Regions from separate parts of the Homo sapiens genome. Here region 2 is linked to region 1. The links are chromatin loops, found by intact Hi-C in ENCODE. Cell type or tissue: ascending aorta. All regions are shown on one strand. Each heading gives the region's core, and the rest is flanking DNA. Links, peaks and the distances in the headings are about the cores only.

Region 1 (15,767 bases), core at 4,811-8,810:
CCCATGGCCATGTGCTCAGCTAAAATTGTTGCTTCTGTTTCTATGGAAATTGAAGGAGAATGGATATTAGGGGCAACTAGCAGACTTGGCCATACTCAGATCTGCCTGACAGGTCCCTGCTCTTTCTTCTGTGTGTCTCTCAAATTTAGTTTTGTTCTTTTTGAGACAGGGTCTCACTCTGTCACCCAGGTTGGAGTACAGTGGCATGATCTCGGCTCACTGCAACCTCCACCTCCCAGGCTTAAGCCATCCTCCCACCTCAGCCTTCTGAGCAGCTGGGACCACAGGCACAACCTGGCTAATTGTTTTTGTGTTTTTAGTAGACACAGGATTCTGCCGTGTTGCCCAAGCTGTTCTCGAATTCCTAAGCTTGAGCAATCCGCCCACCTTGGCCTCCCAAACAGGCATAAGCCACTGTGCCCGGCCCTCAAATTCAGTTTTAAAGACCAGGCTTACAGACTGCCTTCCTTTATGGAGCCTCCTGGGTTTTAATCCCAATTGGAATCAATAGCTTTACCCTTTCTAAATTTTTAAATCCACTGTATTAAAGTTTAATTTAATGCAATAAAATGTATTTCAACACCACTAAAATCAAGGTACTGAACATTTTTATATCTAAAAGTTTCCTCAGGCCCCTTTGCCATTCATCCTTCCTCAGCTTCTGGCCTAGGCAATCACCAATCTGCTGTCACTCTAAATTAGCCTGAGCCTTCTAGAGTTCCTTAGAATCACACAGTGTGTATTCTTGTGTCTGGTTCCTTCACTCATCAGGTTTTTGGGGTTCCTCCATGGTGTTTTGTCTGTCCATAGTTGCTCCTGTGTATTGTCGAGTAGTATTCCGTCATATGGATATGCTATGGTTTATTTTTTCCATTTGGCAATTGATTTGTTTCCAGTTTGAGGCTATTAAAAATAATGCCGCTTTGAACATTCACAAGCAGTTTTCATGTGGATGTATGTGTTCATTTTTCTTAGGTATATACCCAAAAGTGGAATTGTTGGGTCATATGTTAAATTTATTAACTTTGTAAGAATTTGCTGGTTGGGCACAGTGGCTCACACCTGTAATCCCAGCACTTTGGGAGGCTGAGGTGGGTGGATCACTTGAGCCCAGCAGTTCAAGAGCAGCTTGGTCAACATGGCGAAACCCTGTCTTTACAAAAAAAAGAAAAAATTATATATATATAGCTGGGCATGGTGGTGCATGCCTGTAGCCCCAGCTACTCAGTAAGCTGAGGCAGGAGGATTACCTGAGCCCAGGGAGGTCAAGGCTGCTGTGATCTGTGATCATACTACTGCGGTCCAACCTAGGCAACAGAGTGAGACCCTGTTTCAAAAACAGAGAATTTGCCAAATTGTCTTTTTCAAAGCAGATGTACCATTTTCCTTTTTTTTTTTTTTTTTGAGATGGAGTTTCTCTCTTGTTGCCCAGGCTGGAGTGCAGTGGCGCAATCTCGGCTCACTGCAGCCTCCGCCTCCCGGGTTCAAGCGATTCTCCTCCTGAGTAGCTGGGATTACAGGCATGTGCCACCACCCTGGCTAGTTTTGTATTTTTAGTAGAGATGGGGTTTCTCCATGTTGGTCAGGCTAGTCTTGAACTCCCAACCTCAGGTGATCTGCCCACCTTGGCCTCCCAAAGTGCTGGGATTACAGGCATGAGCCACCATGCTCGGCCCCATTTTCCGTTCTTACCAGCAGTGTGTGAGAGTTCTAGTTGTTCCATTTCCTCACCAACACTTGGTAAAATCAGTCTTTTTCTTTTTAAGGCTGTTCTAGTAGATGTGTGTTGATATCACACTATAGCTTTATTTACACACACACACACACACACACACACATAGCCATTCCCCCATTCTTTCCATTATAGTTACATCAAAATATTGGTTGTTCGGGGTGTAACTTCCTATGGCTGTGTACACACTCTTCATGGCTGATTCTCATATAGTATGATTTCCTTCCCTTTCCTAAGTAACTGTTTGTTTTCTGTAGAGTTAATAATCGTCGTGTTTGTTTGATGCTTAGTTTGTCACATGTTTATCACTTCTTAACTCCATGGTCCCCACTACCTGTGTAAACCTCCTCACAGTGTGTCCCAGCGCATTAGGTGGTACGTCAGCTTCATCCTCTTGAAGACGTCTCTCCTGGAGGCTTCTGACCTGTCTTGTTCTGGACAGTTGACTCTCTGCCTGCTGCACAGCTGCTGTCCCTGGGATATTTTTACCTCTCTCTTATTCATTTTGTTTTTAAATAATTTTGTTGACACATAATTTACATTGCCATAAAAGGTTGCCAATTGTAATGTACTATTCAGTAGGTTTCAGTATATTTACAGCATTGTATAAACATCATCAGAATGTTTCCATCACCTAAAAAGAAACTTTGTGCCCATCACAGTCGCTTCCCATTTCCACTGCCATCCCCAGGCAGCCAGTAATCCTCCCTCAGTCTCTATATATTTGCCTTTTTTGGATGTTTCATAAAAATGGAAGCAAAAACCTGTGGTCTTTTGTATCTGACTTCTTTCACTGAGCATAAGTTTTTTAAGGTTCATCCACATTGTAGCATGCATCAGTATTTCATTTCTTTACATTGATGAATAATTCATTATAAATCTACCACATCTTATTTATTCATTTATCAGTTGATGGACATTTGGGTTGTTTCCACTTTTTGGCTACTATGAATAATGCTGCTATGAACATTGTGTACAGACTTTTCTATGAACATATGTTTTTATTTCTCTTGGGACCTCTACATTGAATTTTCTGAAGAACTGCCAAATTGTTTTCTAAAGAGGCTGCACCATTTTACATTCCTATCAGTAATATATGAGGTTTCCATTTTCTCTATATCTTTCCAATGCTTATTATTATTATTATTATTATTATTATTATTATTATTGAGACGGAGTTTTGCTCTTGTCGCCCAGGCTGGACTGCAGTGGCGCGATCTTGGCTGTCTGCAACCTCCACCTCCTGGGTTCAAGTTATTCTCTTGCCTCAGCCTCCCGAGTAGCTGGGACTACAGGTGCACGCCCCCATGCCCGGCTTATTTTTGTGTTTTTAGTAGAGAGGGGGCTTCGCCATGTTGGCCAGGCTGGTCTCAAACTCCTGAACTCAGGTGATCCGCCCGCCTCAGCCTCCCAAAGTGCTGGGATTACAGGCATGAGCCACTGTGCCCAGCCCCAATACTTATTATTTTTTATCTTTTATTTATTTATTTATTTATTTATTTATTTATTTATTTATTTATTTATTGAGATAGGGTCTCTCTGTGCTCAGGCTGGAGTGCAGTAGCATCATTTTAGCTCACTGCAGCCTCGAACTCCTGGTTTCAAGCAATCCTCCCACCTCAGCCTCCTGAGTAGCTGGAACTACAGGCACATGCCACCTTTCCCGGTTAGTTATTTTTAAGTTTTTTATAGAGACAGGGTTTCACAATGTTACCCAGGCTGGTCTTGAACTCCTTGCCTCAAGTGATCCTCCTGCCTTGGCCTCCCAAAGTGCTGGGATTATAGGTGTCAGTCACTACACCTGACCTACATTTTTATTATTGCCATTCTAGTGGGTGGAAAGTGATATCTCATTGTTATTTTGTTTGTTTGTTTGTTTGTTTGAGACAGTTTCACTCTGTCACCTAGGCTGGAATAGAGTGGCGCAATCCTGGCTTAGTGCAACCTCCGCCTCCCAGGTTCAAGCGATTCTCCTGCCCCAGCCTCCTGAGTAGCTGGTATTACAGGCACCCACCACCATACCTGGCTAATTTTTGTGTTTTTAGTAGAGACAGAGTTTTGCCATGTTGGCCAGGCTGATCTCAAACTCCAGACCTCAAGTGATCCACCTGCCTCAGCCTCCCAGAGTGCTGGGATTACTGGCACGAGCCACAGTGCCTGGCCTCGTAGTGGTTTTGATTTGCATTTCCCTAATGTCTAATGATGTTAAACATCTTTTCATGTGCTTTTTCATCCTTTGTGTGTTGTCTTTAGAGAAATGTATATTCAAATATATATTCAAATCCTTTTTTTTTTTCTTAATTTTTTTCAAGACAAAGTCTCACTCTGTTGCCCAGGCTGGAGTGCAGTGGTGCAATCTCGGCTCACTGCAACCTCCACCTCCCGAGTTCAAGTGATTCTCCTGCCTCAGCCTCCAAGTAGCCAGGATTACAGGCACGCACCGCCATGCCCGGCTAATTTTTGTATTTTTAGTAGAGATGGGGTTTTGCCACGTTGGCCAGGCTGGTCTTGAACTTCGGACCTCTGGTGATCCACCCACCTCGGCCTCCCAAAGTGCTGAGATTACAGGTGTGAACCACCACACCCAGCTGCCCATATTTTAATTGGGTAGTTTATTGTTGAGCTGTAGAAGTTCTCCGTTTGTTCTGGATACCAGTTCTCTATGGGACATATGATTTGCAAGTATTCTCTTCCATTCTGTGGGTTATCTTTTCTCTTTCTTGATGGAATAGTTTTCAGCACCAAAGTTTTTAGTTTGATGTAGTCCAGTGTATCGATTTTTTTCTTTTGTTACTTGTACTTTTGACGTCTAAGAATCCATTGCCTTACCCAAGGTCATGAACATAATTCCTGTGTTTTCTTCTAGAAGTGTTATAGTTTTAGCTATTACTTTTAGGCCATGACTCATTTCGAGTTTATTTGGGGTTGTGGTGTGAGGTAGGACTCCAGCTTCATTCTTTTGCATGTGGATATCCAATTGTTCCAGCACAATTTTTTGAAAAGACTGTTCTTTTCCGATTGAGTTGTCTTAGCATCCTTGTCAAAACTTAGTTGAGCATAGTATCAGGTATTATTTCTGGACTCTCGATTTCATTGATCTATGTCTATTTTTATGCCAGTATCACACTGTCTTGATTATTGTAGCTTTGTAGTTTTTAAAACACGAAATGTGAGTACTCCATCTTTGTTCTTTTTCAAGGTTGTTTGGCCTATTCTGGGTCCCTTATATTTATTTCCATATGAATTTTTTTTACAAGGTTCTTGCTGTGCTGCCCAGGCTTGTCTCAAACTCCTAGCTTCAAGCAATCCTTCATTCTTAGCCCCCCAGAGTGCTGCGATTACAGGTGTAATCTCAGTTTCCATATTAATTTTGGGATCAGCTTGTCAACTTCTGCGAAAAAGCCAGTTGGGATTTTGATAGGGATTACACTGAATTTATAGATCAATTTGAGGAATATTGCCATTTTAATAATACTAAGTTTTCCGGTTCATGAATATGAAATGTCTTTCCATTTATTTAGATCTTCTTTAATTTCCCTCAACAATATTTTATAGTTTAGAGTATACAAATTTTGCAATTATTTTGTTAAATTTATACCTAAGTATTTTATTCCTTTTTGATGCTTTGTAAATGGAATTGTCTTCTTAATTTCCATTTTGGAATGTTCATTGCTAGTATATAAAATTACAATTGATGTATCCTACAACCTTGCTGAACTCATTCATCAGTTGTAATGGTGTTTTAGTAGATTCCGTAGGATTTTTCATTTACAAGATGTGTCATCTGCAAACAGATCGTTTTACTTCCTTCTTTCTAATATGGATGCCTTTTATTTCTCTCTCTTGCCCAGTTGCTCTGTTTAGAACCTCCATTACAAGGTTAAATAGAAGTGGATATCCTTGTTTATTCCTGATCCTGGGGGAAAGCTTTTGGCCTTTCCCCATAAGTGTGATGTGAGCTGTGAATCTCTCTCATTTTCCATCCCCTATTTGCTGGTTCCTTTGTCTCTTTCTTGGTCAGCACCATCCAGTAGCTTCCTGGAAAAGTGTGCATAGGGGAGGGGTAAAATATTTGAGATTTTTGAAAACTGAAACTCTATTCTACTCTCACGCTTAATCGATAATTAGGCTGAATAAAGAATTATAAGATGGAAGTCATTTTCCCTCTGAATTTTGAAACTGATCCATTGCTTCTAGCTTCCGACATTCCGGATGAGAAACCTGATGCCATTTTGATATCTCGTCATTTGTATGTGAACTGTCTTTTCCCTGGAAGCTTATAGGGCGTACTCTTTGTCCTCAATGTTCTGAAATTTCATGACGATATACCTCAGTGTAGGTCTCTTTTCATTCATTGTGCTGGGAAATTAATGGACCTTCTCAGTCTAGAAATCCATGCCTTCAGTTCTGGGACACCTTGAATGATTTCTTTGATTATTTCCTTCCACCGATTTTTCTGTTTCTGGAATTCCTACATTTTTTAGTTAGATCCCTGAGCTGGTCCTCCAATTTATCTTCTGTTTTCTATCTGTCTCTTCATTTTTGGTTCTACTCTACAAAATTTCCTCAAGTTTGTCTTCCAACTCTTTTATTGAGTTTGCATTTCTGCTGTCAGACTGTGTATTTATTTCCAAGAGCTCCATTTTATTTTGTGAATGTTCTTTTGTTGAGCATTCTGTTCTTGTCTCACAGACGCACCATTTTCTTTAGTCTCTGATGATATTTTGTTTTTGAAGTTTTCTTCTTCCTGCAGAGTCTCTGTGTCCTTCCAGTTACCTTTCCTGTTTGTGTATTTGTCCATCTCTCGTGTTAGGTTTCCCTTAAATGTTTGTGGCTCCTTGGCTGTGTCTTCAAGTTAAATGTGGGGCAGAAGAGAAGATGGTTGTGGATCTGTGTGGTGAGTGGGCTCTGCTGACTGATAATCCCAGTAGGATAATCCAATGGGAACTCAATATAGGTGTTTGTTCTCTAGAGCTAGTCTGGTTCTGCATAGAAAATGTTTTCATTCTCCTACCTAGCAAATGGACTCCTGATCACAGCCTTCTGATTGTGACCTGTCTTTTCTGTGGAAGCTTGTAGGGCGTACTCTTTGTCCTCAATGTTTCATGACATATATACCTCAGTGTAGTATTTCATGACAATATACCTCAGTGTAGGTCTCTTTTCATTCACTGTGCCGGGAAATTAATGGACCTTCTGAGATCCATGTGGGCAAGAGGGCAAAGGTGGGCAATCCAAAAATCTTCACTTACCGCCTCTGCTCCCAGGATGGCACCCTGTGCCTCAGCCAGGCATCAAGAGGCCCTCTGTCGTACTCCTTTCTGAGACTCTGCCTCTGGTTTTCTGCTGGGATGAGAGGAAACATTTTCTTGGCAGAAGTAGGAAGAGAATCTAGGGATCTTACTGCCTTTAGGCTGACTTGCAACAAGCCCTCCTCTTATTTCACTTCCAGAGATACCTGGTGTTGCCACCAATCCCAGAGCCTTTGGGGTTTTCTAGCACAAACCTGAGTGCCTGTTTGCTTGCATCATCATGGCTTAGGGTTCGGCTTTCTTGGCTTTGCTGAGTCAGCACTCCACATCTCTTTCCCAGCTGCCAAACTTTGTTACTATCATCTTCTTCCCTGGTTGTTCTATCTTTGTGGATTGATGCATTATTTAAAAAATTATACCGTTGTCTTAGTGGAGTTTCTGGGTGGAAATAGGGCTAGTGCATTCATTGAACTCACAATCTTTAACCACGATCTCTGGCTCTTCTGTTGGGTTCCCTGAGCCTCAACATCATCATCTGTAGAGTGGGACAAAAGATCCCTTTCCTGATGTCTGCCCAGGAGACTTTGTGAAGATTAGATGGGTTTTTGCATAAAGATTTACCATTCAAACAGCGGGATGTATGACTGTCTGTTCTAAGTGGTGCTTGGACTAAAGGATTGAGGGGTACCCTCTAGAGGCTGGGACTGGAGAAAAGGCCAGCCTGGGCTGCGGGATACTGTATCAGTTACAAACAACCACAGACCTCACTGGCATGCAGCAATAAGTGTTTAGGTAACTCAGGAGTCTTCAGAGTTCACCTGATCCAGGCTGGGCAGGCCAAACGACTGCCTACCTTTTTTTTTTTTTTTTTTTGAAACAGAGTTTTGCTCTTGTTGCCCAGGCTGGAGTGCAGTGGCACAATCTCGGCTCGCTGCAACCTCCGCCTCCCGGGTTCAAGCGATTCTCCTGCCTCAGCCTCCAGAGTAGCTGAGACTACAGGTGCACGCCACCACGCCCGGCTAATTTTTGTATTTTTAATAGAGATGGGGTTTCACCTTGTTGGCCAAGATGTTCTCGATCTCCTGATCTTGTGATCCGCCCACCTGGCCTCCCAAAGTCCTGGGATTACAGGCATGAGCCATCACGCCTAGCCTATGACTGCAGATCTTGACTGGGCTCACCCTTGTGCCTGGGGGCAGCTGACTGTCGGATGATCTAAGAGATCCTTGGCTTGGACAACTGGGCCAACTGAGCTCTGTTCCACGCATCTCTGCATCTCAGCTCTAGTTCATATGTATTCCCATGGAGGTGGCAAAAGGACAAGAAAGCAAGCAGAAACATGCAAGTGCTTTTTCAAGCCTCTGCGTGTGTCACATTTGCTCTCATTGGCTGAAGTTAGCCACACGTGTCTGAGCCCAGAGGAAGAGAGTGGGGAGAGGCATCCTACTCAGTGCAAAGGACATGAATGCAGGAAGGGGTAAGGAATTGGGACCATTGGTGCAAACTCTACCATGAGTGTCTAGGCATGGCTCCGGAACAGAGCACACCCCAGCCTCGATTATTTTCCTGCAAACACAGAATATTTTGCCTAAACAAGGAACCTGGGGTTCTGCCACCCTGATTTGCATTCAGTTAAAAGAGCTAATCCTTTACTTGCTACTGGAAGAAATGCTGCCCATCTCTAAAACAATCAGACATGATCTCTCTGATAGAGTAGTACACTCTCCAGGCCCAGGCTGGAGCTGTAGATCACAGGCAACCGATGAAATTTGCTTAATTATTTGATTCAATCAGAAGTTGGCTTAATTATTTTCTTGCTCTCACCTCTTTTGAATCCATTCTGGAAACTGATTATGTCTATAACACCAACCCAGAGATAAGCATTTCAATTGGGAAATGTAATTAGCCAAGGAAAATGAATGTGGGAGCTGCCTTTTGTCAAAGCACCATTAAAACCCAGCTCTGGTCAATACCAATGTGGTGTGAAGACAAAAGGCTCAGTTTGCTCCTCTTGTGACTGGAGAGGGAAGGCCCAGCAGGAGGTGGGAAAATAGGTATCTTGGGATCTTAGCAAAAGGAAGCTCATTAATTCATTCATTCAGAGGCTTTTCTAGGCCAGCTCTGGGATGGATGCTAGAGATGCAAAGGTGCACTGGCCACGTCCCTTGCCTCGAAAGAGTTCTCTTCTTAGAGGAGGGATTCACACGTAATTATGTGGTCAAAGTGCTACGGGAATACAGAGGAAGGAGCCACTGATTCTGCCTCTGGGAACTTCACAGAGCAGGTTACGTTGAGCTGGGCTTTGAAGAATAAGCTGGAGTCTCCCAGGTGAGGAGGGCATTCTAGGTAAAGGGCACAGCACGTGCAAGGGCATGGTGGCGTGAGAGTACAGGAGTACTTGTTAGGGGTCCACTAGAGCAAGCCTGCTGAGGGCTTCTTGGGTTATCCTAGCTCCTCCTAGAATAAAGTGTCCTTGGGCCATCCCACCTCAACTTTTCAGTGCCTGGGGATCCTGCCTCGCCTCCCACTTTGCCCTCTAGATGGCATTATTAAGGATTCTCTCCCAGTGTTTGTTTTAATGGAAGTCGAAGGCGTGTGGCATTTGAGGGAGACTGCGCCATCTGAAAGCCGGGGGCTGGGTTCAAGGCACCTGAGAACAACAGATGCACATGGTAGAGCTGAAGAATGAGAGGGTGCTCGGGGCAGAAGGTCCATCCTGGGCTGAGGCTCAGCGGTACGGCATGCTGAGCTGAGTGTGGCTGTGGCATGAAATGAAAGGTGAGGCTTTCATCTGAGTGAGCTGCCCAGCTGGGCATGGGCTGGATCACAAAGGGCCATTTACAGGCCATTGCAGACCAGCTCCTTGGCCTTGGCCTCTATGATGGGGGACTCTCTTAACACTGCTCCGACTGTAGCCCCTCTCCTGCAAGTCTTCACTTCTTCAAAAGAGGTCAGTGCTCAGAGCAGTGGTCTCTGGTTTGCTTGGATCTCTGCCTAAGGCAGAGCTTGTCTGGAATGCAGTGAGGTGGAGAGGTTATCTGACCAGGTGGCTCCTGCACCTGGGGAAAGGGAAAGGGAGGGAGGACCACCACGACCACGGTCTCCAGGGCCACGGCAAGGTAGACCCACCAAACCTCTGCCCAACTCGTTCCTATTTACCTTAACCCTTAGCCATCCTTACAAGGAAGAATTCAGCCAAGAGTGACCAGGCACTAATAGAAGCTGCCAGGCCCTGCCTCCCTCTGAGACACACAGCCACTGACTACCAGATCCCATCCAATGTCATCCATGTACACACACTTCGTAATGGGGTGTGGTGACCAGCATGTGTGCATTTTATACCCTGCTTTTTTGCTTGGTAGGATCTTGAAGCCTCATCATCTGCCTTCCCCAGGTGGGCCCCATCTCACCTGTGAGGCCGCTGGTGTGGGGAGAGAGCACAAGTACAGTAGGCATTCGGGCCATGGTTCCTGCTTATTTGCTGTGCAGCTTTGGACAAGCTTCTTAGCTTTCTGAGCCTCAGTTTTGTCATCTGGAAATGGAGATAATATAACCACCTACACTGCAGTATAATTATGAAGATTAAGAGTATAAAATTCTCAGCCAGGCATGATGGCTCACGTCTGTAATCCCATCACTGCGGGAGGCCAAGGTGGGAGGATCACTTAAGTTCAGGAGTGTGAGACCAACCTGGGCAATACAGTGAGACCTCATCTCTATTAAAAAAAAAAAAAAAAAGCCAACTGCGGTGGCATGTGTCTGTACTCCTAGCTATTCAGGAGGTTGAGGTGTGAGGATGGCTTGAACCTGGGAAGTGGAGGTTGCAGTGAGCTGAAAGTGCGCCACTGCATTCCAGCTTGGTTGACAGAGCAAGACCCTGTTTCCAAAAAAAAAAGTAAAATTCTTGGTTTAGGTTTTGGCATGAAGGCTGTATTAGACACATAACCATGATGATCATGGAGGCTGCTAGACCCAGCTCAGATTACTACCCAGTGGACTAGCTGGATGACCTTAGGCACTAGTCATTTAAATTCCTCCTCTGTGAACCGGGTTTAACAACACTGCTCAGGGTGGGGATAAGGAACAAACAGACTAAGTCCTGCCTGTGGATAGACTTTGGAAATGGATACTTCATGTCCTTGTCGTAGTCCAGGGCACTGGTGGTATTTCCTCTGCCAGGTGATTTGAGAACTCCTCACGGGTCCCCAGTGAGAGGCGGTGAGCGACTGTGTGAAGGAATGAGACAGCATGGGAGGTGGAGGAGGTTGGTGTCTGCACCCACCCTGCCCGAGAACGGGACAGTGGGGGATACGTGCAGGACAAAATGGCCTTGCCCCCGACTCCAGGCTCCAGAGGCTGGGGGTGAGCATTCTCTACCCCCATCCCAAAGCTATGGCAGAGGAACCCTGCAGCAAAAGGACACGGAGTGCCCATGGTATTCTGTGTGAAAGTCACTGAGGCCAGAGACAGCTCTTCACATCCTGTGTTGCTCAGGCCTTCCCCACCCTGTCCCCCTGTGGGGTCTCAGCCCCAGTTCTGGGCAGGGAGTGTGGGATGCTTAGGAGCGGGGTACAGGCTGAGCCTCAGCCACCCTCACGGGAATCCATCCTGGGCCCCTGGCCCTGGCCAGACAAGCTGGCAGATTGCCCAGCCACATCCAAAGGCAATGCATGCTCTGAGCACAGAGCCTGGCCGAGGACACCAGAGAGCAGGAGAGCGTGGGGGCCGTGCAGACACATGACAAGGCTTTGATAACACAGTCTACCTGCCATGTCTGAAAAATCAGGCGTGCGTCTTCCTGGCAGGGAATGCAGTTTCCTGTTAATGAGTTGTGAGAGGTTGGAACAAGTTATCAGAGAGAGGCTGGGAGGACTGCTTCCCGGGGCAGCTTCCAGGAGATGGAAGCCAGGCCCCAGCCTCCTCCCTTTGGGCGGCTCAGCTATTTGAGGAGCATCTCTCAAAGGGCTGAACTAAAGCCTGGAGTGAGAGTCCCCAGCCTAGGCCAGGACCTGCTGGTGGATCTTGAGCCCCTGCTGCGAGCTTCTCCGGGCCTTAGCTGCTGCACTCCCCTGCCTCAGCAGGGACTGGCCGGAGTCCCCTCCCCTCTGCAACCTCGGGTTCTCAGAGGGACCAAAGCCAGTAACCCCATGACAGACGGATCTCTGTGGTTCCTCGCTGCTTGCAAAGCACTCACACTTGTCATCGTATTAGGCACTCACAACAATCTGTTTGAGAGAAACAGGCTCAGGGAGGTGAAGTGCTCAAGGTCATTCTGCCTGGTGGGTCTGTTTAGGGTAATGCTGGCTGCTGTGACAGATAAACCCAGAGACTTCAGTGCTTGGAGACAACAGACATTTCTTTCTTGCTCATGTAAAGTCATATTGATGGTGGGGAGAGCTCTGTTCCCTCTGATGACTCAGGCACTCAGGGTGATGGAGGCGCCATCATCTTCAGGTTGTAACACCCAAGATTGCCTCGGCCTTGGAATATCCATGAATGGTTTTTATGGGCCAGGCCTCAAAGTGGTGTATGGAGCCTATGCCCACACCCCATTGGGTCCTGCGGCTCCACCTAGATGCAGAAAGGCTGGGAAACGCAGTGCCTGCCTGGGCGGCTATTTCCCTTCAACGGCTCTGTCTAAGGAAGGGGAACTGGTGCAGAATCGTTGCTGGCACAGTAGAGGATATTACCCTCAAATAAAGGCTGGGGACCCCTAGTGAGAGTTTGGTCACCTAGGCGTCAACAAGTGCCCAGTGTGGTCTGAGACCTGGAAGAAGACTCGCTGTGTGGCTCTGACCCCAGAAGGATTCTGGATCTCCAAATGCTGTTCCAGCCTTCTCGGCAGCCTCTTGCCCCTTCGTTAGCTTCTAATGTACATGGTTTGCTCATGGCCCAGCCCTGAGACACCCCTCTGTGGCTCCTCATGGCCCTCAACATAGAGACCAAACCCCTTGGCCTGCATTTGAAGTCTTTCCCAGGATGGCTCCAGCTGACTGGCCACATTGCTCCCCTTATTCCCTCCCCCGAAACCTATGCTCCTCCCTGACCAGCTTCCTACCTCAGGGCCTTTGCACATGCTGTGCTCTCTGCCTGGAATGTCCCCCCTGTTGCTCTCCACCCTGCGGGTTCCTGCTCATCCTTCCCGATCCATCACAGGTCCATGAGGCTTCCTGAGCAGAGTTAGCCACTCGGCCAGCATTTATTGAGAGCTTACTGTGTACCAGGCACTGCAATAAAAGCTTCCCAGGAATTAACTCATTGAGCTCCCAAGCCTACAAGGCAGGCGTCCCATTTTCTTTTTCTTCTTTTTTTTTTTTTTGAGATGGTGTCTCGCTCTGTTGCCCAGGCTGGAGTGCAATGATGTGATCTAGTTCTGTCACCCAGGCTGGAGTGCAATGGCATGATCTCGGCTCACTGCAACCTCTGCCTCCAGGGTTCAAGCAATTCTCCTGCCTCAGCCTCCCGAGTAGCTGGGACTACAGGCGCCCACCACCACGCCCAGCTAATTTTTATATTTTTAATAGAGACAGGGTGTCACCATGTTGGCCAGGATAGTCTCCATCTCTTGACCTCATGATCTGCCCACCTCGGTCTCCCAAAGTGTTGGGATTACAGGCATGAGCCCCCGTGCCTGGCCAGGCATCCCATTTTCTAGATGAGGAACCCAGGTCTGTGAGGAGTGTGTGTGAGGTCACACAGCTGCAGAGTGGCAAAGTCAAATTCCAAACCCAGGTCCCCGTGGCTCACAGCCAGGCCTTAACAGCTGCATAAACTTCCACCTATTCTTAGCACCTGTCACAAGGCTTCATAATCATTCATTTACTTGCTGTTTTGCTGGGAAATTGCTTACTGTCTTTCTGAGAAAGCAGCTGCAGCCTCCGTAAGGACAGAGGTCAGGCCTGATGCATCCTAGAATCTTCCTCACCACTGTCCCCACCAGCACCAAGGCCAAGGTCTGGGTGGTGATTTCCTCTCAGATAAATCCCTTACCCTTTGAGAACCAGAAAGAGAAATTCCTCAGATTATGGTCTGTCATAATCCCCTCCCTGCTTCCCTGTCAGTTTTTGACAGTTACCCTGAAACCGTTTTAAAATGATCTCAGAGGCAGAGACTGGCCTTCTCCACGCATGATTAAGCACGATGGCTTTTTAATGATTTGAGCTGTGCCTTCTGTGAATTGACAAAAATGGATTACCATATATTTCTGAAAGCCACACTGCCAAAATCAGATTTTTTTTTTTTTTTAGTTTTCTCAGCCATCCTCGAAAACCTTAGCTGAGAATGACAAATACTAGGGGCTTTAATTGTTCAGTCACATGAGGGTGGTGCCTCCTGAGTTCTGAGAACTGCTCTCGCCAGGAAAGCCTTGAAATGCTCCTGGGCTTCGATCTTTAGGAAATTGAACTGTGTGTTTTCTCTGAAGCGGAGAGCTGTCTCCTGGGCCGTGGCACGTTTGCTGCATTTGTGAATTGTTTGGGCACTGAGGTCTGAAACAGAGGCAGTTCTTGCCCCAGAAGCATGCTCAGGGCTGTCACGACTGGATGAGGCCTGGCTTGGCTGTGGGTGGGTGGACAGGGCAAGCGGGGAGGGGGTTCTCCCTGTGTGGGCACTTCCTCCTCCTTTTCACTCTCCTGCCAGACTCTGTTCATGGAGTCCTGCACCCTTCACCTGATTCAGGCCACCCACATCTGCGACAGGGTTATTGCTAGTACCTTGGACAGATGCAGACTCGCTGCTGGCTCAGAGAGGTTAAGTCATTTGGCTGTGGTCACAGGCTGGTAAGCCACAGAGCCAAGGCACATGGTTTGACCACAAGCCTGTGCTTCCCCCACAATCGCTGCTGCTTTAAAAAAATCAAATGAGGCCAGGCCTGGTGGCTCATGCCTGTAATCCCAGCACTTTGGGAGGTCGAGGTGGACAGACCGCCTGAGCCCAGGAGTTTGAGACCAGCCTGGGCAACATGGCGAAACCCCGTCTGTACAAAAAAATTAGCCAGGCGTGGTGGCATGCTCATGTAGTCCAGCTACTCAGGAGGCTGAGGTGGGAGGATCACGTGAGCCCAGGGAAGTCAAGGCTGCAGTGAGCTGTGATCGTGCCACTGCACTGCAGCTTGGACAACAGAGTGAGACCCTGACTCAAAAAATAACAATAATCATCATCATCGTCATCATCATCATCATCATCATCATCATCATCATCAAATGAGAGGCAACTCATAGGTATCCTCTGTAGTCCATTTACATTTAAGGAAAACAAACCTCATTGTGTATCCACTAGCATCAGTGGCTTCAGTCGTCTACATTATCTGCATTTCACAGAGGAGGATGTTGAGGCTCATGAGATAAGGTAGCTGACCAGAAGTCACACAGCTAGTAATAGGACAATTATGATTTTATTCTAAGTCTACCTGATTCCAAAGTTTCTGCCCTACTCTGTCCTTTGTAGGAATCTGTCTCAGGCTCCTTCCTCCCTCTCTAACACAGGTAAGTCTGGCAAGGGGAAGCCTGAGTGGCTTCTGTGAGGTTCTGGAAGGGGCCTGTGGACCAAAGAAAAGGGAGGCCCTTGGTCTATAGGAGTGTGGGCTGGTCTCCTCTTTACTGATGCTGGGAGTAAACCAGATGGATTCGTCATGGCCTGATGGAGAGAAGGCCACCTGTCTGGCCTGTGGTCATGTGTGCTCTCGGCTCCTGCTCTGTTCTATGTCAGGGTTAATTTACTATATATTTACTCCAAACCTACCATGCACCTGGCATCACACTAGGCTCTTTGGTGGCTCCAAAGAT
Region 2 (15,767 bases), core at 6,165-10,164, 64 kb before region 1:
GGCCGCTCACCAACTGAACAGGTGTTCTGGAAATCAGCAGATCCTGAGGACCCGGGACGGCTACTGCAATTCTAGAGCACCAGTGGGGAATCCTCTGCCACACTTTCTTCTGTCCCAGAGGAGAAGCGGGCAGACTGGCCCTGGTTGGAGACTCCTGACAGTGACCAGCCTCAGCTGGCCAGAAAGACAGACTTCCCTGAGTGACAGGCAGGAAGGCCCTGGTTGGTCCCGGCCTGCACTGGCCTTGCACGGCTCTTCAGCTGGCCTGTAAGCCTCTCCTGAGCTCACTGCCTTGTTGCTGGCGCCTGGGCTGCTCATTGCCCTGCAAGTGGTATGAGTGGGATGGACTCCTGTTTCCATTCTGCCCTGGTCATGTGTGACAGGCAGGAAGGAAGGGGCAGCCCAGCACTGTGGACCAAGTCTCCTCAAAGAAGTATCCAGCCTTTCCCTTGTTGGAGGGGCCGTGACCCAAGATGAAAATCCTTTTCTTAGAGGAAAATGCTGTCTGCAGGGAGAGACCAGTGCTGCCTTCCTCTGCCCTTGCACGGAGCAGGAGCTCAGAATTAACATGCTTATTCTGTAACCACACGCGGGTCTTTCTGGCCTGTTCAAAGGTGTTATAATCCCCACCCTGGCTATGACCTGAGGTTAAATGTCAGAAAGAAAATAAGATGTTCCCCATGGGAAAAATCTATGCATTGGGGGTTATATCAGGCTGATTTCAGGTGTTTCCTCAGACTGATAGGTTGTAAGGTTTAGAAAAGCAACTAAGTCCTGTTCCATGTAGGGTGTTAGCAACATGTTCCCACGTGACTATAATGGGTGCTTGTGAATGAGGAGAGAAGACCCTGCTGCCTGCCTGCCTGCCGGGGCCAGAGACTGGCCTGAGCAGGGATGGTGGAGTAGTTTGGGAACCCAAACTCTCCTGCTGCCCAGCAATGGCCACTCAAAGCCAAGTGCTTGATCTTTCTGATTGGCCTCTTCATAGCAGCTCTTGACTCCTAAAAGTCTGACCCCAAGGCCTCCAGGCACTTCCTGAGGACATGTGTGGACACTCTTGTCCTGGGGTCTAAGCTGAGGAGCCTTCCTGCTGCCGCATGTCAGGCCCTGAAGGCCTGTGTAGCTCCTGGAAGAGGCCTCCCTGACCAGAGGTCCAGGAAGCAGGAGGGACTCCTGTGCAGGACAGCTGCTGCCTTCTTGGTTGCTGTTGGGAAACAAATGGCTTCTCCAAGTAACGCTGGAACTCTTGTAAGGATCACTCACTGCCAAGGAGTCTGCTCAGTGTGGCAGTGGCGCTCTCCCGGGAAGTGAGACTCTGCAAATGTGTTCTCAAGTTCTGTTCCAGCTGGCACCAGCCCTTCCCACCCCACAGGCTGGAGGCCCCCAGCACCCGCTCAGGCATGGGGCCGAGTTGCTGGCAGCCCTTGGTGCATGGCTGGTTAGCAAAGACCAGAGCCTGCTGCCTACCTGAAGCCGTGTCATCTTTTCCCCTGCCTTGGTGGGTCTTGGCACTGGCATGAAGTTGCTTCCTCCTGAAGCAGAGCGTGGGTGCCCTCCCACCGACATGCAGGATCAGTGGTGGGCCCGGAGCAAAATTACTCAACCTCTGCCTCAATGTCCTTTTCTGCACAATGGGTGACAGTGGGATCACCCTCGGGGTTGCAGTGCTCAGCAGGGTGCCTGGCCCGTAGGAGGTGTTTAATCAATGTCGGCTTTATTGTGATCACAGCTCACTGTAGCCTCAACCTCCCAGGCTCAAGCGATCCTCCCACCTCAGCCTTCAAAGTAGCTGGGACTGCAGGCATGCACCGCCATGCCTGGCTAATTTTTTGGTATTTTTTGTAGAAATGAGGTCTCGCCATGTTGCCCAGGCTGGTCTTGAACTCCTGGCCTCTGGAGTTCAAGAGATCTGCCCATCTTGACCTCCCAAAGTGCTGGGATTATCAGTATGAGCCACCACATCCAGCCTGTTTTTTTGTTTTGTTTTGTTTTTGTTTTTTGAAACAAGGTCTCACTGTTTCCCAGGCTGCAGTGCAGTGGCACAATCTAAGCTCGCTGCGGTCTTGACCTCCTGGGCTCAAATCCATCCTCCCACCTCAGCTTCTCAAGTATTTAGGACTACAGGCACATGCCACCATGCCAGGCTAATTTATTAATTTTTTGTAGAGGTGGGGTTTCACTAAGTTGCCCAGGCTGGTTTCAAACTTCTGGGCTCAAGTGATCCTTCTGCCTCAGCCACCCAGAGTGCTGGGATTACAGGTGTGAGCCACCATGCACAGCTGTACCTCCTCTGTTGAAACCCCCAACCATTTCCCAATACTGCTGGTCCCTTATTAGGGGCCTTTATGGTAAACCATCTTTTTGTGTTGTGTTGTGACTACTCGTGTGGCCCTAAGCCAAATTAGGTGTCTTGTCATCCCACCCTGGAGGAGGACCTCTGGCTTCTCAAGTGGGGTGCTCCACGGATTCCCTGATTTTTCTGAATGTTCTCGGACCTAGTAGGTATCAGTGTCCAGGGCCAAGGGGTCACATCACAGAGGCCGTTGGTCTTAAGAGCTGCTTTCCCCAGAACGAGGCTGCTGTGGTTTGGCCTTGGCTCCCCACAAGTCTGGCTTCTGCAGGAAGTTTGCTGAGTAGCCCAGCTCTTCCCTAGAGGGCAGGGGATCAGGCATGTTTGGGAGGGCAGAGCAGGGCCAGGTCGGGGCGGGGAGCAGCACGCTTCAAAACTTGCCATCCATCTTCTCCAGTTCTCAACTGGGCTAGTTTTGCTCCCCCAGGGGAGTCAAAGGTCAGTTTTTCGAGACGTTTTTGGCTGCCACACTGGGGATGCTATGGGCATCTCGTGGATAGGGGCCAGGGAAGCTGATAACCAAAGGATAGCATCCAGGACAGACCCCACAGCAAATAATTATCTGGCCCAACATGTCAGCAGTGCCGGGACTGGGAAACCCTGATCTATTCCTGGTTGCACATTGAGACAAGTTTTGGAACTCCCAGGGTTATAGAAGGAGTATCACCTATATGGGTCAGCCTGGGCCCTTCATCCCTTCATCCCCCAACCCGAGTCACTTATCCTTGCTGATGTGCTGTGTAATTATGGACAAATTCCTTCCCCTCACCAGAGCCTTGGCTTTCATTTCTTAGACACAGCGGTCCTGGGGTTGCCTTCCAGATGAAGATCTATCAAAGATTTGAAGTCTTGTGTATGTGGTCCTAGAGGACCCCAGGCTGTTATACCGATCCATGAGGCATCTGACCCCTTCCAAAGGGTAAGGCTTTACAAAAGGAAAGCAGTTTTGACTTTGAGCTGCTGAGTGAGATCCAGGCCCCTAGTTGAGGAAACTGTCTCACGCCAAGTGGGTGCTCACCCCCAAGCCTGCCAGGTCCCAGGACTTAGCTGTTGCCGAAGCAGCTTTTCTCTTCTCCAAATAACTGTGCTTTCTTTATGCTTTGCTTTTACTTTAATCTGTGTGTGGCTGCACTGGAAAGGGTAACTTTATGGCAGATGCTGTGGAACGTAATCTGCTCATGTTTAGGCTGTAAATTTTCCTTTTTTCCTTTTTTTTTTGAGATGGAGTCTTGCACTGTCACCAGGCTGGAGTGCAGTGGTGCGATCTTGGCTCACTGCAACCTCCGCCTCCTGGGTTCAAGCCATTCTCCTGCCTCAGCCTCCCGAGTAGCTGGGACTACAGGCACACACCACCACGCCTAGCTAATTTTTGTATTTTTAGTAGAGACGGGGTTTCACCATGTTGGCCGGGATGGTCTCGATCTCCTGACCTCACGATCTGCCCACCTCGGCCTCCCAAAGTGTGGGGATTACAGGCGTGAGCCACCGTGTCGGGCCTAGGCTGTAAATTTTCCATGGTTCCAAAGTGCTGTAGAGTTCACTGGAACACATGCTGTCCTCTGATAATTGAAGTGGCTTAAAACAAAACAAGTCTTTATTGGTTTGAAACAAACCATCATGTGTGCTTGTGCTTTTTTAAAACAAAAGCAAAGCTGACACCATATCTCCAATTGAGAGCTTCAGCCTCCTTCACCCCCAGAGATCCGGACTAAGTAAGGAATTTATTTACCGTGTGATCTTGGGAAAGTCCTTTCAACTTCTCCAGGTCTGAGTTTCAACTACAAAATGTGGGGATAAAACTCGATCTCCAAGCTCCCTTGCTGCAGCCTCTCACTCAGCTCCTGGAGTCCGTGGATCTCAGGGAGGGAACCTGCTGTCCAACACTGCTCTTCCAGGGTTAAAGTTCCCCTTCTGCAAGGTGAGGGCGAGCTGAAGAAATGAGCCCCTCTTGCCTCTGTGATTGTGATTCTCAGATGCTCTCAAAATACCAAATAACTAGTTTAGTTACAGGGAACTGGTGGACACTTGTAGTTTAAATCTCTTTCCTTGGCTTCAAGGGAGTGAGCTGAGTTTGACAAGCACAAATGGAAAACTGTTCTCAGGTTCTTTCCTCTGGCCCTTGGGGATAGTGGATGACTGATGTCTGGGGCAGAGTCTAGCTTTTTAGAAGGCAGACTCTTCCTCCGACATCCTCTCCAACTCCTGCTTTCTCTCCTTGTGTCTCTTATCGGCCTCTAATTAGGGGTACTGACTTGCAAGTCTATTGGATGAAATTCTTCATTTTTTCCTCCGGAAAAAGATGCCAGTTTTTCCTCAGGGACTTGTTCTGGGGGTTAATAGGAGAGTTAATAGGAGAGTGAATAGGAGAAATTCACTTTTGCCCCCAAACCTCCATTTCTCTTGTTGCAGTTTGATTTAAAGAAGAAAAGTCTTGTCCTTGAGGCTGACAGTGTGGAATAACTCCCCCAGGGCTGTGGGTCGGGGAGAGAGTGCAGGCCCTGGACTGGGGGTGCTCAGGAGCTGTGAGTGAGGGAGTGAGTATAGGCCCTGGATTCAGGGTGCTCAGGAGCTGCCTCCTCTTTTTGGGAGGGCCCCAAATGGACTAGCAGTCCAAAGCTGATGTATGTCTTAGGTTGGGATTATCAGTCTTTTTTTTTTTTTTTTTTTTTTGAGACAGTCTCACTCTGTCGCCTAGGCTGGAGTGCAGTGGCATGATCTCGGCTCACTGCAACCTCTGCCTCCCAGGTTCAAGCCATTCTCCTGCCTCAGCCTCCCAAGTAGCTGGGACTACAGGCATGCACCACCATGCCCCGCTAATTTTTTTATTTTTAATAGAGACGGGGTTTTACCATGTTGGGCAGCCCGGTCTCGAACTCCTGACCTCAAGTGATCTGCCCACCTTGGCCTCCCAAACTGCTGAAATTACAGGCATCAGTCACTGCGCCGGGCCTATAATGTACTTTTAAAGACGTCGTTTCATAATAAGGCTACGGAGACATTTGGCGCCTGCACTGGGCGGCTGAGTTGCCTGCTTTGATAGTGCTTTGCCCAAGTGTTCACTGAAATACTTTCTTCAATGTTACAGGGTCAGCTTCATGTTTGGATAAATAAGCCTGAGTGTTGAATTCCTTCCGGGGTCTCTACCTTCTGTGGTTAATCTTCTGTGTGTGTCTTTCTGCTGTATGTCAGGCTGTGCTTAAGCCTGCTTAATTGCAGTGGTTCACTTGAAAGTGCTGTTAGAAGTAAAATTAAAGGAGAAGACACATGTTGGGTCCTGCCCAAGCTGGCATCTTGCTAGCTGTTCAGGTTTGCTATTCAGGGAGTAGCCAAGGAGGGGAGAGAGATGGAGAGAGAGATGGAAAGATAGACCAACCTTGCGTCTTTTTTTTTTTTTTTGAGATGGAATCTTGCTCTGTCACCCAGGCTGGAGTGCAGTGGCGCGATCTTGACTCACTTCAAGCTCCGCCTCCTGGGTTCACACCGTTCTCCCGCCTCAGCCTCCCGAGTAGCTGGGACTACAGGCACCCGCCACCATGTCCGGCTAATTTTTTGTATTTTTCGTAGAGACGGGGTTTCACCGTGTTAGCCAGGATGGTCTCGATCTCCTGACCTCATGATCCACCCTCCTTGGCCTCCCAAAGTGCTGGGATTACAGGCGTGAGCCACCGCGCCCAGCCCCAACCTTGGGTCTTAACCAAGCAGGGGAAAGGTCTCCTGCCTGGGGCCCTCAGCCTTCTAAGGAGAGCCTGCCACAGCCATGCTTACCATTACCCAGGGCACAGTTCTGGGTCCTGAAAACCCTTTTCTAGGAGTAAAGGAGCTTTCAGACTGAGCAGACTGCCCTTCCCCACGCCTTTCTCAGTGCCTCTTCCCCAGAGGCTGGGGAGAAGGAAGGGCAAGGGTTATCAGGCCAGCCTGGCCAGGATGCAGCTGGGTGGTGGTGCTTGATGTAGGGGGAAAGCCATGAAGCGTGGCCCTGAGGCTTGAAGTGGTGGTGCCTTCCTCTTGCAGCCGGAGGTGCCTACCTTCTAGTGAATCATCCGCACACAGAAGCAATTTATGCTCCTCATTATTCTTTAGCAAGAAATAATTTCCTACCCATTTGTCACTTTAAGACTAAGGGCTTCACACTCCCTGTGCTGAGAATATAGTAGCTTGTTGTACTTCAGTTCTATTTATGTCCCATTTGGGGGTTTGGGGGCTGCCCTTTGACAAACACACAAAAAGGAGATTGATACAGCCGGAGCCATAGACAAACAAGATGACAGGCCCTGGGAACATGGGAACCTTTTGTCATGCCCTGTTACCCATGGGGGCTTTGGCCTCAGTAAGTTATTACTGGCTACCAGCGCCTTGTATATATCATCCTCACTAGAATGAAAACACCCATGTAACTCTTAGTGAGTTGCTTGCTCTGCATTGAGGCCCCAGGGATATGAACCCCAGGCTGAGCCTGTGTGTGGATGGAAGGAAGTGGATGGACACACACACAGCGTGACCCACCAGCCGGACCACTGCTCACTTTCAGGGCTCACCAACCTCAGCATTTCCAGCCAAGGCCCTGTGGTGCTCTACACCATCTCCTTGCCTGCTGCCCTGCCCCCTGGCCTTGACCTGTCTGAAGATGAGACCACCTTTCCTGCTCTCTGGGAGCCCCTGGTCCTGTGCAGGGTGGCCTAGTAGATATTAGAAATTCAAAATCAAAACTCAGTGACTGCTGCAGAGGGTGGGCCTTTCCCATAAACTGTTCACCTTCACAGTGGTGAGCAAGCTGAGGCTCAGAGGTGTTAAACAGCGTGCCCAGAGTTACACAGCTTGAAAGTGGCAGTGTCAGGTTGTGAACCTGGAGCCAGGCTATGAATCTAGAGTGAAGCCCTTGGTTATCCCAAACCATAGACCCTAAGGGCTAGCATGAGTGGGAGGGGACTCGAGGCTTCATGGGGAGTGAAGGCAGGTGGCCCCAGGCTTGGAATGAGCCTAGTAAGGAGACACATCCAAACTTGCTGCTGCTTCTTTTTTTTTAAACGCGGTCTGGCTCTCTCGCCTAGGCTAGAATACAGTGGCACCATCTCAGCTCACTGCAACCTCTGCCTCCCAGGCTCAAACCATCCTGCCACCTCAGCCTCCCCTGTAGCTGGGACTACAGGCGCATGCCACCATACCTGACTAATTTTTTTTGTGTTTTATGTAGAGACAAGGGTTTCACCATGTTGCCCAGGCTCGTCTTGAATTCATGAGGTCAAGTGATCTGCCCTCCTCAGCCTCCCAAAGTGTTGGGATTATAGGCGTGAACCACTGCGCCCAGCCCCAAACTCACCTCTTAATATTCTGTCTCTTCTCTGAAGTTCCTCCCAGCTGCTCAGCCGATTGCCACTTATAGATACTTCCCCAGACGCCCCCAGCCCGTGCAGTTCCATCAAACTTTACACACACACACAATCTGAGCGGGGTTGTCCTGCTTGCTTATGTTGCCTGCAGTCTGCATTTTTCAGTCCTGGCCAGCAGCAGCATCAGTGGCCCTGGCCCTGCCAGACACCCCTGCGTCGTGCCTGAGCCTGCTGCCCAGAGGGGATGCACTGGGAAGAGCAGGAGGCTGTTGCAAGGCTGAGGAAGGACTGGAGCTGCGAAGGCACCCGCCTGCCTCGGATGTTCCCTGATCTAAGCCCAGCTGTACCCAGCTGGGACTTGGATGTGACTCGGGTTGGGGATTGGTTTGTCCTGTTGCTGAGCCAGCATCCTGGGAAGCCTTCAGAGTCAAGGCTGTTTGGTTCTAGGTGGCTTGTCTCCAGGGTTATCTCCCCACACTCCCTGGGGCTTACAGTTCTATTTCTGTAGCAGCCTTGGCTCTGCCCCCGACCCTTACGTCAGACCTAGAAATACGTCTCACCTGGATGACCTCCAGGGAGCTGCTGCTTTGGTCCTCAGACTGCAGTTTCCTACATTACATACTTCCTTATGTAAAAAGCACAGTGCTGGCTACCTCTTTCTCAAGCTCTTCCCTCCAGGAACTGAGCAGGCCTGGGATGTGGCCAGAACATGACTTTTAGAATCCCTAAACCTGGGGGAGATTATGGAGCCTAAAATATAATTCAAAAGAAATCTTTCTTTTTTAGTGATAAAAGTTACATGTTGTACAAACATTGATGTAGCTTCTTTCTAGCATTTCTAATTGTGCAGTCCCAGGTGAGTCCATTGAAGCAGAATCTCCTGGACTCCAGCTTTGCCAGTGCCCAAAGCAAGGCTTGGTCTGCCTGTAGGATGCACTCAGGGATGACTCCTGAGAGCCAGTTGTTAAATTTTCAGAAATGTTGTGTGCCAATGGTTAATAATAGCCATTCTTTAAAAACAAATTATATAAAATTATAGTTAAATAAATTAAAAACAAGGGTAGCCAATACTCAAAACTCATCCCTTCCTGATTGTTTTACTGTATTATTTATCTATTTCACCTGTTGTATCTATGTATAATGATATGTCGCAGCCCACACCAAATCCATGTTCAGTGACATCATGTTGGTAGCTCTAAATCAGCCCTGGTGGGAATATTTCTGTTTGCCACAGAAATTGGCAAACACTATAAACTTGGGTTTGATTTATTGTTTTGATAATTGCCTAGACTTAGGAAAGTGATAGAGAGAATGCTAATCAGATTAAACTTAAGTGTTTATATATGGCCCAGTGTGGTGGTTCACGCCTGTAGTCCCAGCACTTTGGGAGGCCAAGGTGGGCGGATCACCTGAGGTCAGGAGTTTGAGACCAGCCTGACCAACATGGAGAAACCCCGTCTCTACTAAAAATACAAAATTAGCTGGGCGTGGTGGCACATGCCTGTAATCTCAGCTACTCGTGAGGCTGAAGCAGGAGAATCACTTGAACTTGGGAGACAGAGGTTGCGGTGAGCTGAGATCGCGCCATTGCACTCTAGCTTGGGCAACAAGAGTGAAATTCCTTTTTTTTTTTTTTTTTTTTTTTTTTTTGAGTGTCGCCTAGGCTGGAGTGCAGTGGTGCCATCTCGGCTCACTGCAAGCTCCGCCTCCCAGGTTCACACCATTCTCCTGCCTCAGCCTCCCGAATAGCTGGGACTACAGGTGTCTGCCACCATGCCTGGCTAATTTTTTGTATTTTTAGTAGAGACGGGGTTTCACCGCATTAGCCCAGGATGGTCTTGATCTCCTGACCTCGTGATCCGCCCGCCTCGGCCTCCCAAAAGTGCTGGGATTACAGGTGTGAGTCACCATGCCCGGCCTGAAACTCCATTTTTGAGACAGACTCTTACTCTATCACCCAGGCTGGAGTGCTGTGGTGCAGTCATGGCTCACTGCAGATTCGAACTCCTGGGCTCAAGGGGTCCTCCCACCTCAGCCTCCCAAGTAGCTGGGACCACAGGTGCATGCAACCATGCCCAGCTAATTTTTTTATTTTTTGTAGAGATGGGGTTTCACCATGTTGCCCAGGCTGGTCTCAAACTTCTGGGCTCAAGTGATCCTCCTGCCTCAGCCTCCCAAAGTGCTGGCATTACAGGTGTGAGCCACCATGCCTGGCCAAAAGTGTGTCATTGTAAATGACAGTATTCAAAACTTACCATCCAATTCAGCAAAGAAGTGGCTCACATCATTGATAAACACATGAAATTCTGTTTTTTTTTTTAATTTCAGTTTTATTTGTTAAGGTACATGAAAATATCAACCATCGCCCATGTTGGAGCTACATGCAGAGGGTTAGTTGTTAAACCGCACACTGCTGGATGCAGCTGTGCTGCGTGGCCCATGTATTTCATCACCTCTATGCCTTTGCTCCTGGCTATTTCCTTTTACTGTCTTGCCCGAGTCCCATTTCATTCACTGACTCATTTATTTAACAAATAAGTATCCAGTGTGGACTATGTGCCAGGCACCAGGGACACAGCAATGAACAAGACAGACCCAAAATACAAATTCTGTTCTAGTGGAGTTAGAGGAACAATAAGCAAAATAAATATGTTAACGGCATGGTATGCAGTTTCAAACTCTTCCCTCTTTTCCCCAGAGCACAAATGTCCCCCTCTGTGTCTTGCTCTCCCCCACCGAGGGTGAGTTCTGCCTCCATTGTGGCAGGATCTTTCAACCTCACACCAAAGGAGACAAGGCTTAGCTTGAGCACAGGGTCTGAGCAGAGATGTGTGCATAGCTGGGAACTCGAGACTGAGGCCTGGCTTTGTGGAAGACAGGCAGGAAGCAGGAAGCAGAGCCACAGTTTTATTAGAGTTCGTGAAAATGGGATGTCTCCTCCCAATGTAATGATTTGCTAATTGTTCTCAGTGCTGTGTGTGGGGTTGAAGGGAGATCTAAGATGAAACCTTTGCACCTGCAAGGAGTTAAAAATATGTAATGAAAGAAATATCACAGGATAGCCTGCTCATTCCCTCATCTATTTGTTTTGCAAATACAAGTCCTACCCCACATCAGGTGCTATAAGCTCTATAAACTGTAAAGCCAAATGATCTACGGTCTCTCCCCTTGAGGAATTTTTTTAACTTGGGGGCAATTTATAATCCAGATTGCTGGCCAGCGAACAGTGGTCAGAATGCTCTGGAAACCTTCCCCATCTCTCTGGAGTCATCAGGCCCTTGCAGGTAGTCAGCCTCCTCTCTCTCTGTTGTCCCCTCACTTATAATTGACCTCAGTTTATAATTCTGCATCTGTTTTTGTGTTTGATTGATGTCTATCTCTCTCACAAGAATGTCAGCTCCAGGAGGCAGGGACCCATGTCTGTCCTGTTCACTGAGCCTGGCATGAGGAAATGCTCAGGAAAACCTTGTTGAATAAGCAAATGCAGGGAGGACTGAGAGTGGAGGAGGGAGATGGTGTGAGAAGCCTCAGGGGTGTTCTGGAGAACGAGCCTTCATTCTTTGACATCAGGCAAGTGAATCCAGACTCCTCAGCATTTGTCAAGGTGCGGCTAGACAACACCTCCATTGTGTAGTCATATTCCTCTGTGGAGAGACCTCTAGAACAGAGCACAGCAGTTTGTATTACAGCTTATACATGATTCTTAACATTTTCTCGTGTCACAGACTCCTTGCTAACCTGATAAAAACTATAAACGTTCCTCCCCAGAATAATGCTCATGGCGTGCACACATGCGCACACACACACAAACACGGTTCCCTAAAGCCCATCCGTAAACTCCAAATCAAGAACTCTGCTTTAAAAAATGTGATCCCATCTGGGCATGGTGGCTCACACCTGTAATCCTAGCACTTTGGGAGGCTGAGGCAGGAGGATTGCTTGAGCCCAAGTTCAAGACCAGCCTGGCCAACACAGTAAGATCCTCTCTATTAAAAAATATATTTAGGCCGGGCACGGTGGCTCACGCCTGTAATCCCAGCACTTTGGGAGGCCAAGGCGGGAGGATCACGAGGTTAGGAGTTCGAGATAAGCCTGACCAATATGGTGAAACCCCGTCTTACTAAAAATACAAAAATTAGCTGGGTGTGATGGCAGGCACCTGTAGTCCCAGCTCCTCAGGAGGCTGAGGCAGAAGAATTGCTTGAACCTGGGAGGCTGAGGCAGAAGAATTGCTTGAACCTGGGAGGCAGAGGTTGCAGTGAGCCGAGATCATGCCACTGCACTCCAGCCTGGTCAATAGAGTGAGACTCCATCTCAAAAAAAAAATTATACATATATATATTTTATTTATTTATTTATATTATTTATTTTAAATACATGTATATATATTTTATTTATATATTATTTTAAATATATATAAAATACGTATATTTAAAATAAATAAATAAATAATATGATCTCCATAGCAGACACACCTCCTATTCCTCTATAGCCCCAATATCTAGCACAGTTCTTAGCATATGGGAGCACTTATTGTGTAATACAGTAATTCCCCCTTACCTGCAGGAGATATGTTCCAAGACCCCCAGTGGATGCCTGAAACTTCGGATAGTACTGAACCTTATATATACTATGTTCTTCCTATACATATGTTGCCATAAGGTTTAATCTACAAATTAGGCACAGTAACAGATTAACAACATATTTAGAACAATTAATCTACTGTAATAAAAATTATGTGAATGTGGTCTCTCTTGCTCCCAAAATACTTCGTTGTACTGTACGTACCTATTTTTGGGCCTCAGTTGGCTGTGGGTAACTGAAACTGCGGAAAGTGAAACTGCAGATATGGGGGGATTACTGCATCGGGGATTACTGTGTCGAGGGCACAGTGGGACGAATGGGGAGATGGGTATGTAAAAAAGTGTCTGGGTTTGCCATGGCCTACATAGAGCTGAGCTGACAATTCCATTGAAGTCGCGAGGGAGAGGGCCACTTGAGCAGAGTGGTAGCACTCTATATCACTGCTCTGTCCTGGCCCTGCGGGTTCTCCCCATACCCAGGAGGCCCACCAAGTCCATAAGATCACTTTCCAAATAAAAAGTTAGAACATGGTGTCTGACACATTGTCTGATAATGGGACAGAATATTTGAAATTGGGCCTGTCTCACAAAACCAGGGGTTATATGAATTTAAAGAAACATGACTTAGTTCTTCCTGAGGCTGGTAGGGTTCTTCTTGTGGTAGGGTTCTTCTTGGTGCTTCTTTAAGCCTCCCCAGAAGGGGGATGATCAGGGACTAGGCTGCATTCCCCATAGAGACTAGGTTATTCTGGGTAGAGGGGCCCAGTATGGCAGCCCATCTGCCCTCCACACGCTCTGTGGTCGCCTGTGTTGGGGGACCTGAGCGTTAGTGGCACCCCATGCTGCTCATTACCACCCCAAAAAGTAGTCAATCCTGGCTTTTAAAATGTTCAACCCTACTAGTTTTTTTTTTTTTAATTTTAATCCCTATTTTTCATATGAGGCATTTGGCAATGCTGATTTTTAGACACCACAATAGTTCAAAACCATGGGGGAGAAAACCTTACAGTACTAGAATTTGCTTGGAAAACAGTTGTCAAGGAAATAGATTTTGCAAAACATTTCCTCCCAGGAGAGTGCTCACTTTCCATGTATCCCCACGTTGAACATTATTCTGCCATATAATAGTGGTAGGCAAAGGTACTGTAGACAGATAATTTGTCTAGCCAACATCTAATTATGAATTAAAGCCCTGGCTGGCACTTTTACAGCTCGGCAGCCAATGGTGGACAGAGTTCAAGTTGAGTTTACAGTGCATCTGAAATGTTCTCGGACATACAGGAATGACGGAAGATTTCTTGGCCTTGGCTACAGAGTGGGAAATAGGATTCTGTAAACTCTATTAGCAGACAATGGAAGCATCTGATAGATGGAGCTGAAATTGCAAAGCATTGTTCGATTAAAAGAAAAGGGGAAGACTCGCTGGGCGGGGGCTGTGACTCAAGGCACTCATATAAGGAGGCAATTATCTCACGATTGGACATGCTGGTGGCCCAGTCTCCAGCCATTGCTACTTGGAGGATCCGTCACTGTTAGACATGCCAACAAATATATATACTGCTCAGTTGAGAGCAGACCTCACAAGCAAGGCTGGCGGCTTTAATTATCACTTGTGAGAACTTAGTCAAGAAAGTGCTAGCCTGGTTAAGAGTTATGGCCACTGACGCTAGCAGGTGGTTAATTATAGGCCCCTCCATTCCCACAAAGGTGCACGGCCTGTGTAGAAACGGTTTCTGACAAAGAGGCAGAGAGATGGTTGTGTCTCTTCATTATTTCCATTTGTGTTACGATCTATTGTATTTGCAGTAATCTTTAATTATAGAGGCTATTACTATGGAATGGACTATCAATGTTACTCGTTTCTGCAATGTTGCCTGGTAACGTCCCTTTGTGCCTGAGACACACGTACACATGTCTCTGTAGTTACGGGCTGTTGAATTGATACCTTCCTCTCAGCCATTTGCCATCACAATATTATAAAAAGCTATTTTAAGAATTGAGAGTGCCCAATCTATGGGGTGAAAAATGGACTCGGTGTGATAACAGCCTACATCTTCAAAAAGACTTAATTTTAACCAGAATAGTTCTTACACGATGCAATATTCCCCAGTAGCAAGACGGAAAAACGCTTCCAAATAGTTAGCTGCATTCTGCCATCATCTTTGGATAACGCTGTGTCCCATTACAGACCAATCTCTGCCTCGAGACCCATTTTGCACACCGCTGTGGACCACACGAGACATGAGAAGTTGGGAGTCTTTAGGTTTTTGATGATTTCCCACCTAAGAAGATCACTGATGGAGAAAACAGGGCATTAGATATTGCAGGTGGAGTCTGTTTGGCCCCTCTGTGAAGTCAGGTTATTTCCATCATCCTGCTGATTTTGAAAATGGCCCATTAGTAGAAGAAATGGTGTCAGAGTTATCACCAGAAGTACTCAAAATCATTCTCTTGAAAGGTCACACTAGTGGAATTTTCAGGTAATACTTGGCATTGGCTTTTTTTTTTTTTTTTTTTTTTGCAGGAAAGCAGCTGCTCCAGCCATGGGGAGAGGTCATCTACTGGGTTTCAGATCTCAAGTTATGGCTGTAACTCCACAAAAGTGGCTATCGCTTAAAGATAATTACATTCCACATTGTTCATGCTAAACTCTTGAGATGGACTGATTGGCATATTTAAATCTCATCTCTCAGGCATTTGCTAATTATCATAGCCTAGTTGGAAGAAAAAAAAACCCTCTAATCAAATAGCTGTTTAGAGATGCTTTGCATTTTAAAATTTTACTGGGTTCATAGGAAGGAGGAATTATGCCTCTGATTTCTTCTGGCTCTTCCCCTGACCTCAGGAGGGTTTAGACTTTTAACGGTTTAAATAGCCATAGCTATCCACCCAGGAAACATTTTTGCATTTCGGTTCTCTGTCTTTTTGCGTCGTTTTCATCCCCAACCCCATTTTTCACTTAGTGACTTCACATCCAGGAGGGGGGCTGTTGAATTCCAGCTAATGAGCCTCATCTTTTTACTCCTCTTAAGTGGTCCCAGCTAGACCTGGAGTCAAATCTGAGAGCAAACGGTAGCACACATCTTTCTCAGGTTCACAAACGGAACACCAAGTCCATAGTGAAAGGGAGAGGAATTTCTTCCTCTTGCTTAGAAAGACAAAAAGAGCAGCTTCTCAGGGCAGCAGGTTGAGTAGAAGCCATCCTCCTTAGAAAAGGCAGACTTGGTGTTTAATTAACAGCAGCTGGAAAGGACCCCACTCCCCCCACCACTGGCAGCTGAGCCGACATCGTTTTATGTAATAGATTCTTTTCAGCTGCTGTGCTCAGAATTGAGAAAACCTGATGGTTTCCTCCTTTATACAAAACATACGGCTGTCAGCGACAGAAATCTCAGCCAGGCCTTTCTTTTATGGGGATATTCTAAAAGGGCCTGTCTCTGAGATTTTGAAAGAGTCCCGGTGAGCCACCATCACCCATAGTTGTGCCTCAAAAGCAAGTGCAGGGAA

What was found. Peaks named below come from ENCODE experiments on the same cell type or tissue, not always from the same donor. Only the 100,000 strongest peaks of a DNase experiment are listed, where the experiment ranks them.
Region 2: a loop joins it to region 1, with 2.1 times the contacts of the local background. A loop is called at or near these places in 1 of 110 quality-filtered maps.

The regions. Positions count from the first base shown.
Region 1 is chr1:25,716,189-25,731,955 of GRCh38, forward strand. All of the region lies in intron 2 of MAN1C1 (mannosidase alpha class 1C member 1), which reads left to right. Among named protein-coding and RNA genes, the nearest start is that of SELENON, 76 kb to the right of the region's middle. RefSeq lists a silencer at 7,176-7,376 and enhancers at 8,008-8,508, 8,594-9,237. In ascending aorta, for the core only: no CTCF peak of the experiment used is centred there; no DNase peak of the experiment used is centred there.
Region 2 is chr1:25,651,098-25,666,864 of GRCh38, forward strand. The region is part of intron 1 of MAN1C1 (mannosidase alpha class 1C member 1); the gene reads left to right. Among named protein-coding and RNA genes, the nearest start is that of MAN1C1, 42 kb to the left of the region's middle. In ascending aorta, for the core only: no CTCF peak of the experiment used is centred there; a DNase peak (open chromatin) is centred at 8,214.